Regions from separate parts of the Mus musculus genome. Here region 2 is linked to region 1. Evidence: chromatin loops called from intact Hi-C (ENCODE). Cell type or tissue: left cerebral cortex. All regions are shown on one strand.

Evidence for each region. A loop is a pair of places that touch in the nucleus more often than their neighbours do. Peaks named below come from ENCODE experiments on the same cell type or tissue, not always from the same donor. Only the 100,000 strongest peaks of a DNase experiment are listed, where the experiment ranks them.
Region 2: a loop joins it to region 1, with 2.1 times the contacts of the local background. A loop is called at or near these places in 3 of 42 quality-filtered maps.

Annotation. Positions count from the first base shown.
Region 1 is chr7:83,196,906-83,204,905 of GRCm38, forward strand. No RefSeq gene overlaps it. Among named protein-coding and RNA genes, the nearest start is that of A530021J07Rik, 52 kb to the left of the region's middle. In left cerebral cortex, a CTCF peak has its summit at 4,937; DNase peaks (open chromatin) are centred at 755, 4,961, 5,451 and 7,049; H3K4me3 peaks cover 287 bases; H3K27ac peaks cover 431 bases.
Region 2 is chr7:83,486,091-83,494,090 of GRCm38, forward strand. No RefSeq gene overlaps it. Among named protein-coding and RNA genes, the nearest start is that of Gm10610, 61 kb to the right of the region's middle. In left cerebral cortex, a CTCF peak has its summit at 3,947 (motif pointing left); a DNase peak (open chromatin) is centred at 3,926.

The DNA of each region.
Region 1 (8,000 bases):
AAACTCCAGCCAAGCAACCATAAAGCAATGTTATGGGTGTTTGGTCACTTCAGTGGGAAGTTCCAGGGAAGTGTGGATTTTGTCCTAAGATCATAGAAGCTGTGTTTTGAAGGGTGAATAGAAGTTCTCAAGTTTTGTTTTGTTTGTTTGTTTGTTTTGTTTGTTTGTTTGTTTGTTTGGGAGTGGAAAACTCAGGTCCTGCAGAAAGCACAGGGGAGACAGAGAGTGAGGCACGTCTGCAGGTGAGGAATGCATGTGAGAGTGTCCTTATGTGGCTGAGAGTAAAGGGTGTGTGCTAGGTGAGGAGGGAATAGCTGGAGAGTTTAGGAAACAGAAATGGGAGAAAGGAATGGGTTCTTGCAAGTCATGTTGGGGATTGAGGTTTTTTGTTGTTTGTTTTGTTTTGTTTTGTTTTAATGGTCATGGTATTAGCATAGAGATTAGCTCGGAGCAATGAGGCAGAAAACAAGACTACCAGAGCTAGTCTGGATGCTGAGTTACGAAGGCTTCAAAAATGCTTACACTTCTAAGCACAGCAACTGAAGATCAGACTTCAAGAACACTGAATGTCTGAGGAAATGCACAGGATGTGTGGGGAAATCTGACTTTAACAACTAGGTTACATGGTGTTTACCCAGAAATTCACAACTGGCCAAAGTACAGATACATGCCAGTGTAGTGCTCGGATGCAAAGGAGACATCTATAGCACACACCCCCTGCAAGTCTTGGAGACCATCCAGAAAGAGGGGGCAGAAAGATTGCAAGAGCAGAAGTCTGGAGGACGGATGATAACTGCACCTTCTGGATATGACACAACCACTGCATTCATGAATATAGCAGCCCTGGTTGCCTGTGCAGGACCAGGACAGGCCCAAGCCAGTCAGCATGAATGGAGAAATAGAGCTATCCCTACTGGAGGAGCTATGCACAGTAGATGGTTTCTGGAGGAAGAAGAGTCAGTTTTCTTTAAATTTGTGGCCCCTAGTAGGTTGACTGCACTTCAGTGGATGACCCTTTCCCAGGAGTACAAGGGCAGCATAAATAGGAGTCAAGGAGTTATTTAAATAAATAATAAAAAAGAGGACAGAAAATTGGGAGGTAGGGTGCAGAGATAGGGGTGGACCTAGGAGGAGTTAGGGGGATGAGTGAGGAGCAAATATGACCACAGCACATTGCATGAAATTCTCTTAGACATAATTAAACCCTTTTTTTGGAGGGTGGAGGGAGCAAGCACTTATTTTGTTTTATACTTCCTGATTACAACCATCACAGAGGGAAGTCAGTGCTGGAACTCAAACAGACTAAGAGGCAGAATGCTTAGGATCTTGCTTCCTCTGGAATGCTCAGCTATTTTTCGTATACAAGGAAGGACCACCAGTTCAGGAGCTTCATCCACAGTGAGCTGAGCTCTCCTACAGCAATTAGCAATGTAAAAAGTGCCCCACAGACAGGTCCAGGAGCCAATCTGATGGAGTCAGTGCTTCAGTTGAGGGTCTCTCTTACCAGGTGTGTCAAGTTGACCAGAGATACTAATTATAATGTCTTTTTTTAATGAGTTAATAACAAAATACTAGAGCCTGCATGGTGGCTCCTGCTTGTAATGCCAGCACTAGGAAGACTGAGGCAGGAGGAGTACTCATGAATTCAAGGGTATACTGGAGCACATAGTGAATTCCAGGGCGTCCTGGACCACAGAGTGACACTCTTCCCAAACAACCATAAAAAGTGGCGGGGTGATAACATGAGAGCCACAAACACCCCAAGTCTCAGTGTAAGGCTCATCACCCAGCCAGAGGGCCAAGACTGGGTTCCAGGATGATCTTGCCTTTGGCGTATCACCAGCATCTCTGCCATAGTTAACCTGATAGCTGGAGATGAGGTGTAAGGCAGCTTTGAGGGTGCCAGTCTGCCATCTTCTCAGATTTCTGGCTCTCTGAATCAGGCACATTAAAGATTCCAAACAAAACAAAATAACAACAAAAAGAAACGACAGGAAAAAAAGAAAAGATCAAAGCAAAGAATAATAAAAAAACCAAAAAACTCCAAAGCCCCAAACCAGCCACAACTTCGCAACCAAGTCAAGAGCAAACCTACAGCATGGTACATTTTATTGTGCATCTTGTATAACTTTCCCTAGGAAATTTTAAACACTTGTACAATGAGCTAATTAAAGATTTTAAACACAGGTGCTGTAGTTTAAAAGTGAAATGTCTCACACAGGCTCATGTGTTTGAATACTTGGTCCCTAGTTGGTGACACCATTTTGGAAATCTATGGAACCTTTAGGAGGTGCAATCCTGCTGGAGGGTACATGTCACTGTCAGGGTGGGTCTTTTGGTTTTATAGCCCCATCCTATTTTCCGTCTATTCTGTGCTTCCTGGTTGCAGAAAAAAAAAACATGGCCAGTCTCCTCACGTTCCTGTAGCCAGCACTTCCTACCCTGTGAACTATACTCACAAGCGATGAGATAAAACAAGCCTCTTTTCCCTAATGTTGCTTCCGGCTACATATTTAGTCACAGCAAACAGAAAAGTATTGAATGCCCTAAAACCTACCACTTCTTGGCTGACTCCTAATATCCAGTAAATCTAATGTAAGGCTGATTTTTCTTGCATTGTAAAACATGCATTATAATAATAACACTCACTGCTTAGCGGGAGAGGATTATCTGTTAGTGTAATTGTTTCCTGCAATGGAAATCTGACTGCCTTGCATGCTAGGTTTAAGGTCTGCATAGCATAACTATGGTTTCTCACAGGGATCCCAAAACTTGGTCTCCCATCTCAGGTAGATTTGTCCCTGCAGTAAGATGTTCCTTCTGGCCTTGGGTCTCACTCCTGTATGTGTCTCAGCCTGAGACCCCTCCCAGATTTTGTCCTGGAATGGGTCCCTATATATTATTTAGTTGACTTGTTTTAAAAGTCCAGGATACTGCTAGTATGCATAGATGTGTGACTATGGCTGTAGATCCCCCTATTTGTGCGATAGTCTTGGAAATACCAGGTTTCCCCAAAATAGTAGAAGTATCACCCTCATTACCCACCTCTCATGCTGGTTTAGAAAGGAGAGTGTCTCCCAGCTATACATCAGGAATTCCTGAAAGGTGGGCTCAGGGGCATAATGAAATGTATGTTCTTAATTAATTAATCACTTACCTCGCTCCTGCTTCCTGTTAGATGGAGGGATGCCGGCCTTTGAGCCCAAGGTGGATCCTCTGAGTTGCCTGCTCTGAAGAAGTAGTAGTTTGCAGGCATCAGTTGGGAAAGAAAACTCTAGTAAGGATCATTTGTCTGCCCCTGCCTTGTTCTAGTGTTCACCTCATCTTTACTGGTTAACTAGAACTCTGTCATCACAGCCCAAAACAAATCCCAGATGACTTCCTCGACAGAATTTAGGCTCTCGGTTCTGGAAGTAGATGCCTTCAGAGGGGTGCAAGAAGTAATCTGCTTTGTGCATGTCTCCTGGATTCAAAGACCTTGTTGGCAAAACTCTGACCTTTGCCTTGACATCTGTTTGGGTGGAAATCTGGGTTTAAGTTTCTTCTCTAGATAAAAACAGCAGCCTCATGGGGTTGGAGGCTCAACCTACTCAGTATGATTAGGTGTAAACTGGGATATCTCATTGATCCTGATGGCAGCATTCAGCCTTACACTTTAACATATGATTTCTTGGGGCAGGGGGCAGGGATACACAGTTCTACAAAACTAACAAGAAAGAGGCCAGTGTTTAGCTTCACCGATATCTTTAAAGGAGTGCTATACCTTTAAGACTAGTGGTTACATGCAAAGCTGCTCAAACCACAGACGACAAATGAAAATGTGATCATATCTGTTAAATCCTAAGCCCCTACCCTCATATATTCTGTGCTCAGCTTAATTCCCCCTCAACCCCTCCAGTCTGATTTCTGTCCCAGACTTTAATTGCTAGGTTTATTTAATCTTTTGATTTCATTCACATGTGTGTGTGCACGTGCATGTGTGCCTGTGCATATGTGAACATGTACCTGTGCATAAGTGTGTGTGTGCATGTCTGTGTGTGTGTGTTTCTTGTGTGAGAGAGTATCATTCTGTACTCCAGACTGACCTGGAACTCATGGCACTTCTCTTGCCTTAGCCTTCTGAGTGCCGGGATTACAGGCATGAGCCACAATACCCAGGCACCAGTTTTAAAACACTCTTCCACTGAAGCCTCTGCAGTCCCAGTTTGGCGCCAGGTGGGTATTCTCATTTAATAAACATGAATTAGACTAAAATGGCTTTCGTGGATGCGATGTTTCATTGTTCAGATCTGATGGAAGTACAGCTGTAAGAACTTGGGGAGCTGCTTGTTTCCTGACTAGTGAATAGCATTTGGAATAATGACACTGTTGTGAGTCTACCTGGGACACGAAGAGCAAATCCCCAGCTTCCCCTCTGCATGCCCACCAGCTGCTCCTTCTTTGCTCTTCTTTTCAAGGGATGTGAGAAATGTTCACTCATTTCCTTTGTCCTGATGCAGGATTCTCAACCCTGGCACTGCTGACACTCTGGTCGGAAGAGCTCTTTGTTGTGGGTGAATGTGAAGCCTGTGCAGTGGAGACACTCCGCAGCATTGCTGCTCTCTGTCCTAGAGACATTAGTATGTTTCCAGGCATTGTCCCCGGCCAGGGATAGGGTTGGGGGGTGGGGGGGGGCAAAGTCACTCCCAGTCAAAAACCACTGTTAAAGTATGCAAAGTCACTTTGTAATTCTGCAATACCATGCGGGTGTGTAGCATTGATGCATGTATTACTTCCAGCAGCTGATTTCTGCAGAGATGGAAAAAAGGGCCGATTGCTTAAATAACTGACTTCAGAGCACAGTGCTCAGCTCCTTAGTCTGATGAGTTTAGATTAAACTGCCCTTGCCACAAGTTTGAAGCATGCTCAGATGGCAGAGGGTGTTTTACCCAAGTCGCCACTAGAGGACGTTTCTGCAGTTAGCAGAGCTGTTTCTGGGTAAAGAACACTGGCTGCAGCTTGTTTGCAGACAGTCCTTGTAAGACAATGCAAGAGCTTGCCTGCTTGCAAGGGAGGACCCCAGATCCATCCTACTGGGTGTTTATTTTATGCCAAACTCTATCCCCAGGGAGGTACTCTGCTCCCGAGGATGGGATGCCCATGTTTAAACAGCATGAAATACAGTGTGGATGCTCCCGCTCCACTTCCGTGGTCACAGGGGCTAAATAATCTCACTCACTCTGCCTGCCAACTGCAGGAGAGACTCAGTTAATGTAATTAAAGGAAGCGAGCGCTTGCCTCCTCCTTCCCAGTCTTATGTCTTGCTCTCTGTGCTCCATCAAGGAACAGCTTTAATGGTCGAGTGAAGGGCTCAGCCCAGTGCACCATGAACTGGAGATAATGTCTGGAGTCAGGTTAACTGAACTCTCCCGCCAGCAGAGTCCATGCCATCTGCCCATTTATTGACAGCCTTGTCAGCAAAAATCTGGAGTCTGAAGGTGGGCAGGCAGCCAGCATGCCTTCCACTGTCTCTCCAGCGTCTCGCTAGCAGATGTTGTGCTTCATGCCTGGAGCTGCTGTTGGCAAATCACTGCATGCTCATGTTATTTATCAGAGGGTGCAGGGAGGGCAGGAAGGGAGATGTGTTTTCCAGGAAGAAATTTGTATTCCCTTCCAGGTTTTCTGTAGATGTTAAAAAGGAGGAGAAGAAGAAGAAGAAAAAAACTACTGCTTGAAACTGACTTTGAAAAATGGGAATTAATCAGCTTATTGTTCAACACTGGAAAAACAAAATGGTTCCAAACCACACAGTTATTTGAGGAGCCAGTGCCCAAGTTCCATGGGTTATGTGGATTTGAACACTTGCATCTGCTCGTTATGATCTGCCTGGCCTTGGAGGGTGCTTTTTAATTGGACAGTCACACAAATACAAAGGAGTGGAGAGTGTTTCTTTTCAATATAGATAATACCACACTCACACTGAGTTCTTATCCCAAATGCCCAAAAAATCAGTCTGACTGTTTACCGAGTGAATAGAGATCTAGGTGCAGTTCTGTGACTAGACAATGCCTGCCTTCCTTTGACAAAGGAAATCTGTCTGGCTAGCTCTTTATAGTTTAAAGGAGGAAACAGGAAAAGAGGGACCTTTTAGAAGTGAAATTCAGCCTCTCTCCTAGTTTTGCATGTATGCCTTACAAGCCACTCTAAGTGAGTCCCTCTTGGAAAGCCTTGCAAAGGCTGCTTCATCCAAGGATGCTCTTGTAAAGCCCCCAGCTAGTGGTTCATTTGAGCTCTGTGTTCATCTAGTTATCCATGACAAAGAATGTCTTCTATCAGGAGATTGAAATGGGGTGGGAAGAAAAATTATTGGCCTCAAAAGACCGGGAGGGCCAGGGAGCCCTAGAGTGAGCACCCATAGTCCCTCACTGGGAGGATGGTGCTCCTTGTTTCTCTGTTGATAACTTATTCCCATGGTCATGAAAAGGGCAAAGTCTCGGCCCAGACATCAGAGAATTCACCAAGGAGAGGACTGAGGTTGTCCATGCAGATCCAGGAAACAGATTGGCACCTCCAAGGCATCAGAAACCCACTGTTAGGGATCCTGAATCTCGCCAGGGAAGGAGAAATGCTGGCAAGCTGCGCTCCACTGAGATGTTTCTCTGCACCACGCTGAGATACATCTCACTGGCTCCTAATGAAATGGTACCAAGCAGAAGGGAGACCATAAAAGCCCGAAGCAAGTGAACGCAAAGCACACCTGGTTGCAAGCCCCCCAAATTAACGTGGAATTGCCTTTCTCCTTGCAGGGAGCCCTACAGCCACAGCCCTGGGAATCACCACTTCTAGCACATGCATCGTGCCTTAGGATTTTAGCATTTCTGCCAGCCTCATTTTCCTACCCAGTGGAAGTCTTCCCACCTGGTCGGTGTCTAGGCTAGGCCATTCATTTTGGCACTCTGTACTAGGTCGGTGGCTTGGTTCTATGCCCATTCAGGCTGTGACATCTGAGAGTAGGCTGGAAACTCCATGTAAATGAAGCTGAGACAGAGGACTGAAAAGTGTGACCAGTTCAGCTGGTCTAGGGTGTTAATGAGAAGTAACAGTATGTGTGTGTGTGTGTGTGGGGGGGGTGTGTTACAAGATGAGTCCCTATGGCAGGTGGTATTATGCTCCTTTGCTTGATAAATGAGATCCTGGGCTCAGGGACAAAAGGGCACAAGAGGACAGTGCCCTGGATTTAAACCCAAACTGAGGCCCATGGGATGCCTGAGAGTGAGACCACGGGAAATGAACAGAAGGTCATGATTAATGAATACACCTGATCCCCCGGGGGCTGTTTGCAAAGAGCTCGCCTGGGTTTCTCTGCCAGGCAAGGCTGCACCTCCCCCATTCATGTCTTTTCATCAATTCAGCTCTCACGTAGCTGTAGCTCCCTCAGCCAAATAGGAGCAGAACTCCAAGAGGACTTACTTGCTGCAGATCCAAGGAAGAGACAAGAGCTGGCCTAGGAACAGGGTCAGGGTTAGCTTTGTCTTCCCTGGCCAGTGTGGGTGCTGGGGAAGAGATTCAGGGAGGGAGGCAAATGCAGCATCCACACCTGTCTTCTCCTTACCTTTCCCTCCAAGGAATTTGAGGACTGTGGTTTCTGCTGCCCACACCAGCCAGAGGCTTCTGCTTATGCGATCACAGGCTATCCCTGGTCATTGGTAGGATGCCCACTTCTGTCTGCAGGCTGCGATGCTCGAGGCAAAGGCCATTTGGAACCTATGCGCATCAGGGAGCAAGGCTCAGTGCTTTGTCCGTGCAGCATGAATACCAAGGAGGATCTTTTGGCCCAGCAAAGATGGCAAGAGGCAACTATGGCTGCTGGGGCTCTCTCTGCTACTGAGCCCAGTCGCTGGCCCTGCCTGCTGAGCTGACAGCTCTGGTAGGATCCTGTCTGCTCTGCCTCTGCCCTCTGCCTGCCTCCAAGGTTCCTTTGTACCTCTGCGGCTTCTAGCAGTTGTGCGGAGCCAGGTCGG
Region 2 (8,000 bases), 290 kb after region 1:
GGTAAGCAAACACATGAGCCAAACCTACATTTGCTGAATTCAGTTTTGAAAGAAAATCTACATTAGAAGTGGTGATGACTGAAATTTCCCTGCCCAAGGACAGTTGGCTAAACACTTCATAAGGAAGCAAAAGGAGAGCCCAAGGGGAGGTTGCAGATGTCTCCTCCTTCTGAACTCTCCATATGAAAACCCCAGGGTGTCCAGGAAGAAGGCATAATTACACCAGAGACAGCAGCCAAGAGAGCACAAGCCCTTGCATTGTGCTACGGCCCCTGATACCAGCAGGCATTGGCCCTGCTGCTAGCATTGGCTAGCTCCTGGGTTTATTTATCATTGCTTCTGAAAGTCTTACTCATATCCAAGTTTTAGATCCTCTGTCATTTGTCATTAAGACTAATTGCTCCTGGGGAAGGAGTCTGGCTTCATGCAGAGATAGGAAGGAAGGGCCTAAGCAGAGCCCAGCAGATAGAGTTCTATCCATCCTTGGCTCAGTTTTCCCCAGCACGAGTAGTGGGGCCTGGTGGGCAGTAGGGAGAAGAGGAAGGGCTCTCCAGCAGTGTGCCTTCCTGGCTCTCAAACACAAAAGGAACCATGGGGATGCTAAGATGAATGAGCCTTCAGTGGCTGCTTCATTGAAACCTGGCCCACATCCTCAGGAGCCATACACTATAGAAATTATGTATCCATGTTCTCTGCCCCTCCCCAGAAAATGGTGAAGAGAGAGGCCACTGCATGGGAAAGGTCAGAGCCCTGGACATGGACACTGAGCATCATTTAACCTTAATGATGTTCTTCACTAAACTAATTTCACCGGAGTCAGCTGTGGGATTCTGACTTCCCTCTGGTCCAGCTGAGGAAGTGCAGAGGAGAAAACACGAGACATTTTACCTTGAAACCAACATCCAACCAGTGCTTCTAAGGAAGTGTATGTAAGAATCACAGGTAAGAAAAGCTCAGAATAGCTAAGAGGGTGTAGAGGCCATCACCACACCAGAGCATGGAGAGGCTACACTTGAGAGACACTCAAGTGGTTCTGGTTTTGTTTGTATGAGGGATTAGACAGATCAAGTTCAAGTTTGATCCGGTGTAGGGAAAAGAAAACAAGACAAGAAACAAACAAAACTCCTCTAACTTTTCATTTTTCATTTTAGATTTTTTTTTCAAGGTGGTGACTTTATGTACAGCTCTAGCTTCCCCTAGCTGGCCACTATTTTTGGATGTTTCTGTGTTTGCTTGTTGGTTGATTGCTTGGTTGGTTGCTTGGTTGGTTGGTTGGTTGGTTGGTTGGTTGGTTGGTTGGTTGGTTGGTTTGTGGACTTTCTATAAACTATAGAGTATACTCCAGAATGTGGGGAGATCTCATCTCACCAAGCCAAAGACCTTAACATCAAGCAAGGATTCTGCCAACAGGTAGCCATCAAATTTAGAATGACACTCTCCCAGATCCCCAGCCCTTGGAGCCATTTTGCAGCCTTCTGCTTCCCCCTGAACACAAGCTAATTTCCTGCCTGATAGATTGACCCAGAAGTTTCTGGAAAAATAACACATTTGCTGTGAAGGATTACGACAATGTATAAAAGCAAGCACACCACACATAGTGTGCTTTAGAATGCATCTGTTACCATTTTGGCAAGCATCCTTTCAGACAGCTCTTAGTGGGGACATATTCTCATTCACACATACATGTAGACAACTTTTATTGCCATTCACAAGTTGCCTGGTGCAGTGAACATCACTTTTTTTTTTGTACAACATGAGTGAAACTTCTGGCTACATGATGATTCTTGCTGTCATATTACATGGTTCCCACAGATGACTAGTTGAATTCCTTTCTGAAATACACAGACTGTTTTTAATTGTATGAATGCATGAGTGTCTGAGTTTGTGTGTGTGGGTGTGTGGTGTATGTATATAGTATACAGATACAGATATACATACATGTGTGTGCATATTCATGTGGAGAGCAGAGGTTGACACTGGTGTCTTCCTCTGTCATTTTTCATCTTATCTTTGGAGGCAGGGACTCTTACTAAACCAAGAGATCAACAATTGACTAGACTGGCTAGCCAGATAGCTCTGGGGATCCTGGGTACCTGCTCCTACCCTCCTCAGCACTAGTGTTACACACGTGCTTGACCACACCCACCTAATATATGGATGCTGAACTCAGGCTCTCATGTTTTTACCACAGACACTCTGCTGACTCAGCCATCTCACTAGTTGCACATATTTCTAGTTTTTAACAAGTGTCAACAATTCTGTGATGGCCTGTGCAGACTTTTCCCAAGGAAAGTCATTGAAGTGGGGAAGTGTGATCACAGATGTAGATATCTTGCAATAAGTTGCATAGTGCTGATTTGCCTGGGGAAAAAAGCTAGGGCATGCAGATTATTTACATATACATAAATGCTACAGAAGAATGCCCACCAGTCATGGTATTTCTAACACTGGAACCCCACGGCAACAATGAGCTGAGTGAAGCCTGAGGGTTGTCCCCACACTGCTGGCATGGGTTGGGAATGTCTTTCTATCCCTCATTGCCACCCTGTTTCTGCCTTTGTCCAAATATACACTGCTTGTCCTGCCCCCATCTGTGGAGTTCATCTGAGCCTATCACCTCTCATTGTCTTGCATTCGGTTTGTCAAAATTATCTCCCCACTTCCGGGCCACTCAGGTCAAAGAGAGTCGTGGGATGTCACCTCAGTCATCAATTGTACCTTCTTACAGCCCTTGGTTTATTCTCCCTAAGTCCCCAAATTCTCTGTTGTTGTTTAACAATATATCTGCCTTGCATATGCTCAGCTTCTGTACCTAAGGATTCAACCAATCACAAATTGGAAATACTTGGAACATATACATGCAATCAAACTTGTTAACAAAGACGTGTTTGTCATCAGCCCCTAAATAATACAGCACAACTGTTTGCATGGAACCTAAGCTGCATTGTGTATTATAGGTCATCTGGAGATGATTGGAAGTATGTGGGGGATTTACATAAGTTCCCTATAAATTCTCTTCCATTTAACAAAGGGACTCAGGTATGCACAAACTTTGGTGTGTACAGAAGTTGTTTAACCAATCTTCCATAAATCAAGAAGTGACTATGTTTCTGTTCTGGATTTCTAATCTTCCTTAAATACCCTGAGGACAGAAACCTGTTTCCTGGGTGTGCACACACCATACCAACTTGTCCTGATGTTGGGGGTACAATATATATTCAATGTCCTTGTCCACAAGGACTCTACAGCCTTCAGCAGCCCTACCAAGGGTGTTCTACAGTCTCAGAATTTGGGAGTTATTATTGGTTGGAGAACATAAAATTCTGGGTGGAGGCAAGCATAGTGAATGTGATCTCAAAGCTATTTGGATTTCCCATTAACCATGAGTACTTCACATCTTCACAGACTCAAGACCCTGGAAATGGGCTGAACTTGATCTTTGGTGTGCCCAGGGAACTAGAACTCTCCCTGGCAATAGTGACCTATGGTGGTTTCTTATGGTTAAACTGCTTACATTCAGCATCTAGGAGTCCTCTATCAATGAGAGCAATCACCAAGCTCAAAGGGTAAAGTGATTCAGACATCTTTGTCCACAGAAAGGAAAAAAAAATAATAATTGTAGGTGACAAAGAAGAAATCACTTTATTTTGCCTTGGAGACATTAAACTGTAGTCAAAGAGCTTTGTTATTTCCCAGTCCACAGTGGCATGAGACCTCTGGAGAAGCCTCGAATGGCATCAGCAATGCCCCTGGACCTGGATCTTGAGACTTAGTGAGCTATGGGTTGGTGGAGACAGCCTGGCATGTTGTGCTGGGATAGGGGCTGATAATGCCTATTGTCCTCTAGCAGGGATGAAGAGAGACCAGAGGTAACAATACACACTGATTTCTGCACACTGGCAGTGACACTGGACTATGTAAATACTGTCCCCTAGTGGGGGGTTATGACAACTCACCCCCAAACCTCAGGCCTCTCAACTTCACAGATTGGAGGGGCTTGTCTAACCTTTCCCTTGTGACACAATTGTGGAAACTGAGGCCAGGTAGAAAAGGTGACTGTCCCAAAGGGTTACACTGCATGATATATTTAGGGGCCAAGCAGAAATCTTAGGTTCTGTCTGGTCATATGTGGCCTCTCTGGTCATAATTATTGAATAGGGTTCTGGGGAAACTACATTTGCTGAGAGCAAAACACTAGAAAAGGCCCAGAGCTAACCCATTAGCATGGTTTTCATTTTCATTGTCTTATTTCTTTAAATTGAAAATAGATTTTTTTCACACAATATATTCTGATATTTAAATGTTTTATTTTTGATAAACATTTTGAGAAAACCTGTTAGTAGATCATTGATTTGTTCTTTATTTGCAGTTCATGTTTAAATATTTCCCAGTTCTACAGAAGTCATGAGCAACTTTTTAAAAATATATATACATGTATGTATGTCTTAAAATATTTTGTTTATAAAAATGTCCTTTTAAAATTAATTTGTTTAGTGTGTGTGTGTGTGCGCGCGCGCGCGTGTGCGTGTGCATATGTGTGTGACATGAGCTCAGGTGTGGAGGTCAGGGGATAACTTACAGCAATCAGTTCTCTCCCTACACTATGAGGGTCCTAGGGACCAAAGGCAAGTCCTCGGGCTTGGCAGCAAGCTCCTTCACCCACCGAGTCAGTCATCTCAGTGTCCCACGAACAAGCGTTCTTTAGATTCTGTCATCTTACGTAATTCCTTTTGTCTTTTTCATTTGTACGTTCTTACATCTAAGAGCTATCAATTGGAAGGTCTTCTTTCTTCTTGTCTTCTTCAGATGGAAACTGTGGGTACCTATTGGGCTGTGGTCCCTTAAGCAGCTCTTGCTTGGCTGCTGCGGCGGCCATGATGGTGCCTGAAAACCGCAAAGCCTTCCGGAAGAGCATCCTCAATTAGCTCCTGCTCCTCTTCCTCTTCTGAGGTGCAACTCCCTCAGCTCCTCCGGCATGGGGGGAGTGGCAATTCTCTCCTGGCATTTCTCTTTGGGACCCAAATCAAACTGGGTCTCAGAATCTCCTGATTTTTGTCATTAGAAAGGACTGAATAAATTTAGGAAACTGGAAGGTTGAGATTCAGTGAACTTAGAATTAGTAGACCTGCAAGTAGTGTCCTCCTTGCTTTCCCTAGGAGGCAAGGCTAGTGATCTGTTCTGGTTAGGGTCACTATTGCTATGATGAAACACAGTGACCAAAAGCAGCTTGGAGAGAAGCAGCTTTGTTTGATTTATTTGGCTTACATGTCCACATCTTAGTCCATCTCTTAAGGAAGTCAGGACAGGAAGTCAAACAGGGCGGGACCCTAGAGATGGGAATTGATCCAGAGGCCATTGAGGAGTGCTAGTTATTGGCTTGCTCACCCTACTTTCTTATAGAACCTAGGACCACAGTGTAAGGATGGCACCATCCACCATGGTCTGAGATAATCACTAAGAAAATGCCTTACAGCCAGATCTTACAGAGGCATTTTTGCATTCTATGTTCTCTTCTTTCAGATGCCTCTAAATCGCATCAAGTTGACATAATCTTAGCCACCAAATGGTCATAATAGCAATTGCTGTCTTTGATGTACTATTTCTAACCCTGTGCTTGATTACTGTAGGACTGTTTCCAGCCCACAGTCACACCTAACAACCCCGGCTCCCTTTCATCTTTTTACTGTGATAGAATCAAGGCTATCTCAAGTCTCACCACTTACCTCTGAGGTCGTGGCATTCACCCTGACTTTACAAGGCACAAAATTACTGCTCAGATATGTGAGAGAGAGACAGCCAGGCCACATCGTTAACACATGGAAGCCTAGAGATTCCAGCCAGGCCTATCTGACCTCACTTCCTCTGCCCTGTGCCTCCTGATGACACAGGACATTGGGGAAATCTCTGAGAGAGTCTTATGGCTTTGATATGGCTTGATTATATCTCCCCAAGGCCTCATGTGCTGGAATCTAATCCCCAATGTAAAGTGTTAAGAGGGTGAAAATTTATCTAACTAAGGCGCTTAGAAAGGAGGCCTTTAGGAAGGAATTACAATTAAGTGAGGTCATTAGGGTGGAGCCTCATGATCAAAAACTAGTAGCTTTATAAGATGGAGAGAAAGAGGATAGGGATGCTATGCTTTCTTTCTTGTCACGAAACATACTGTGCTTGCCTCTAGCCAAAAAAAAAAAAAAAAAAAGGTCCTTGCTTTTCATAACTACTATGAGCTAAATAAATAAATGTTCTCCTTTATGAAGCGATGCAGGGTTATAATTATACATAATGAACTAACACAAAGAGAGAGTCATTCTTTTCCTTCTCTAGACTGAGAAATGGGTGTTCGGAGAAGCTGGGGAATTCAACGCCAGAGGGTCTCAATCCAGCCTGTCAGCTGCCGCCATCTCTTTGTTTATTCTGTATGTATTTGGTCTCAGAAAAGTCTTTTAGAGAGGAAGCTGCCTCCTCAGGCCTCCTTAGGACTTGCTCTGTGTCACTTCAAAGCTGGCAAGGCTTCTGACTAGGACAGTGGAGCAAGGTGGGTTCTGTGGTCTCTATACACTCCATGTGAAATGGAGTCGACAGCCTATTACTACCATTTTAATTTTTATTCCCAGGGTCTAATTAGGGTTTTTGTTTTATTTTGTAGTCTATTTTGTTTGACTTAATATAATTTCCTCAGTTTGGCTTTATTTAGCATTTACTTGCAAGTTTGTTTTCCGTCCTTGAATTTCAACCTTTCAAAACCTACTATGTCTTAGATGTCTCTTTTATAGACTGGAACTTTGTTGTTGTCGTTTATTTTGTTTTGCTTTTACTAAAGTAACCAAGATTCATTATGTCCCTCGTGGATTTAGTCCATTTATTTATTCATTAACCAATCTCTGCATTTCGGCTGTTTACTTTGTCTTGCGGTTGCATTAATATTATTCCATTCTGAGGAACCGCCAGACGGATTTCCAGAGTGGTTGTACAAGCCTGCAATCCCACCAACAATGGAGGAGTGTTCCTCTTTCTCCACATCCTCGCCAGCATCTGCTGTCACCTGAATTTTTGATCTTAGACATTCTGACTGGTGTGAGGTGGAATTTCAGGGTTGTTTTGATTTGCATTTCCCTGATGATTAAGGATGTTGAACATTTTTTCAGGTGCTTCTCTGCCATTCGGTATTCCTCAGGTGAGAATTCTTTGTTCAGTTCTGAGCCCCATTTTTTAAGGGGGTTATTTGATTTTCTGAAGTCCACCTTCTTGAGTTCTTTATATATGTTGGATATTAGTCCCCTATCTGATTTAGGATAGGTAAAGATCCTTTCCCAATCTGTTGGTGGTCTCTTTGTCTTATTGACGGTGTCTTTTGCCTTGCAGAAACTTTGGAGTTTCATTAGGTCCCATTTGTCAATTCTCGATCTTACAGCACAAGCCATTGCTGTTCTGTTCAAGAATTTTTCCCCTGTGCCCATATCTTCAAGGCTTTTCCCCACTTTCTCCTCTATAAGTTTCAGTGTCTCTGGTTTTATGTGAAGTTCTTTGATCCATTTAGATTTGACCTTAGTACAAGGAGATAAGTATGGATCGATTCGCATTCTTCTACATGATAACAACCAGTTGTGCCAGCACCAATTGTTGAAAATGCTGTCTTTCTTCCACTGGATGGTTTTAGCTCCCTTGTCGAAGATCAAGTGACCATAGGTGTGTGGGTTCATTTCTGGGTCTTCAATTCTATTCCATTGGTCTACTTGTCTGTCTCTATACCAGTACCATGAAGTTTTTACCACAATTGCTCTGTAGTAAAGCTTTAGGTCAGGCATGGTGATTCCACCAGAGGTTCTTTTATCCTTGAGAAGAGTTTTTGCTATCCTAGGTTTTTTGTTATTCCAGATGAATTTGCAAATTGCTCCTTCTAATTCGTTGAAGAATTGAGTTGGAATTTTGATGGGGATTGCATTGAATCTGTAGATTGCTTTTGGCAAGATAGCCATTTTTACAATGTTGATCCTGCCAAT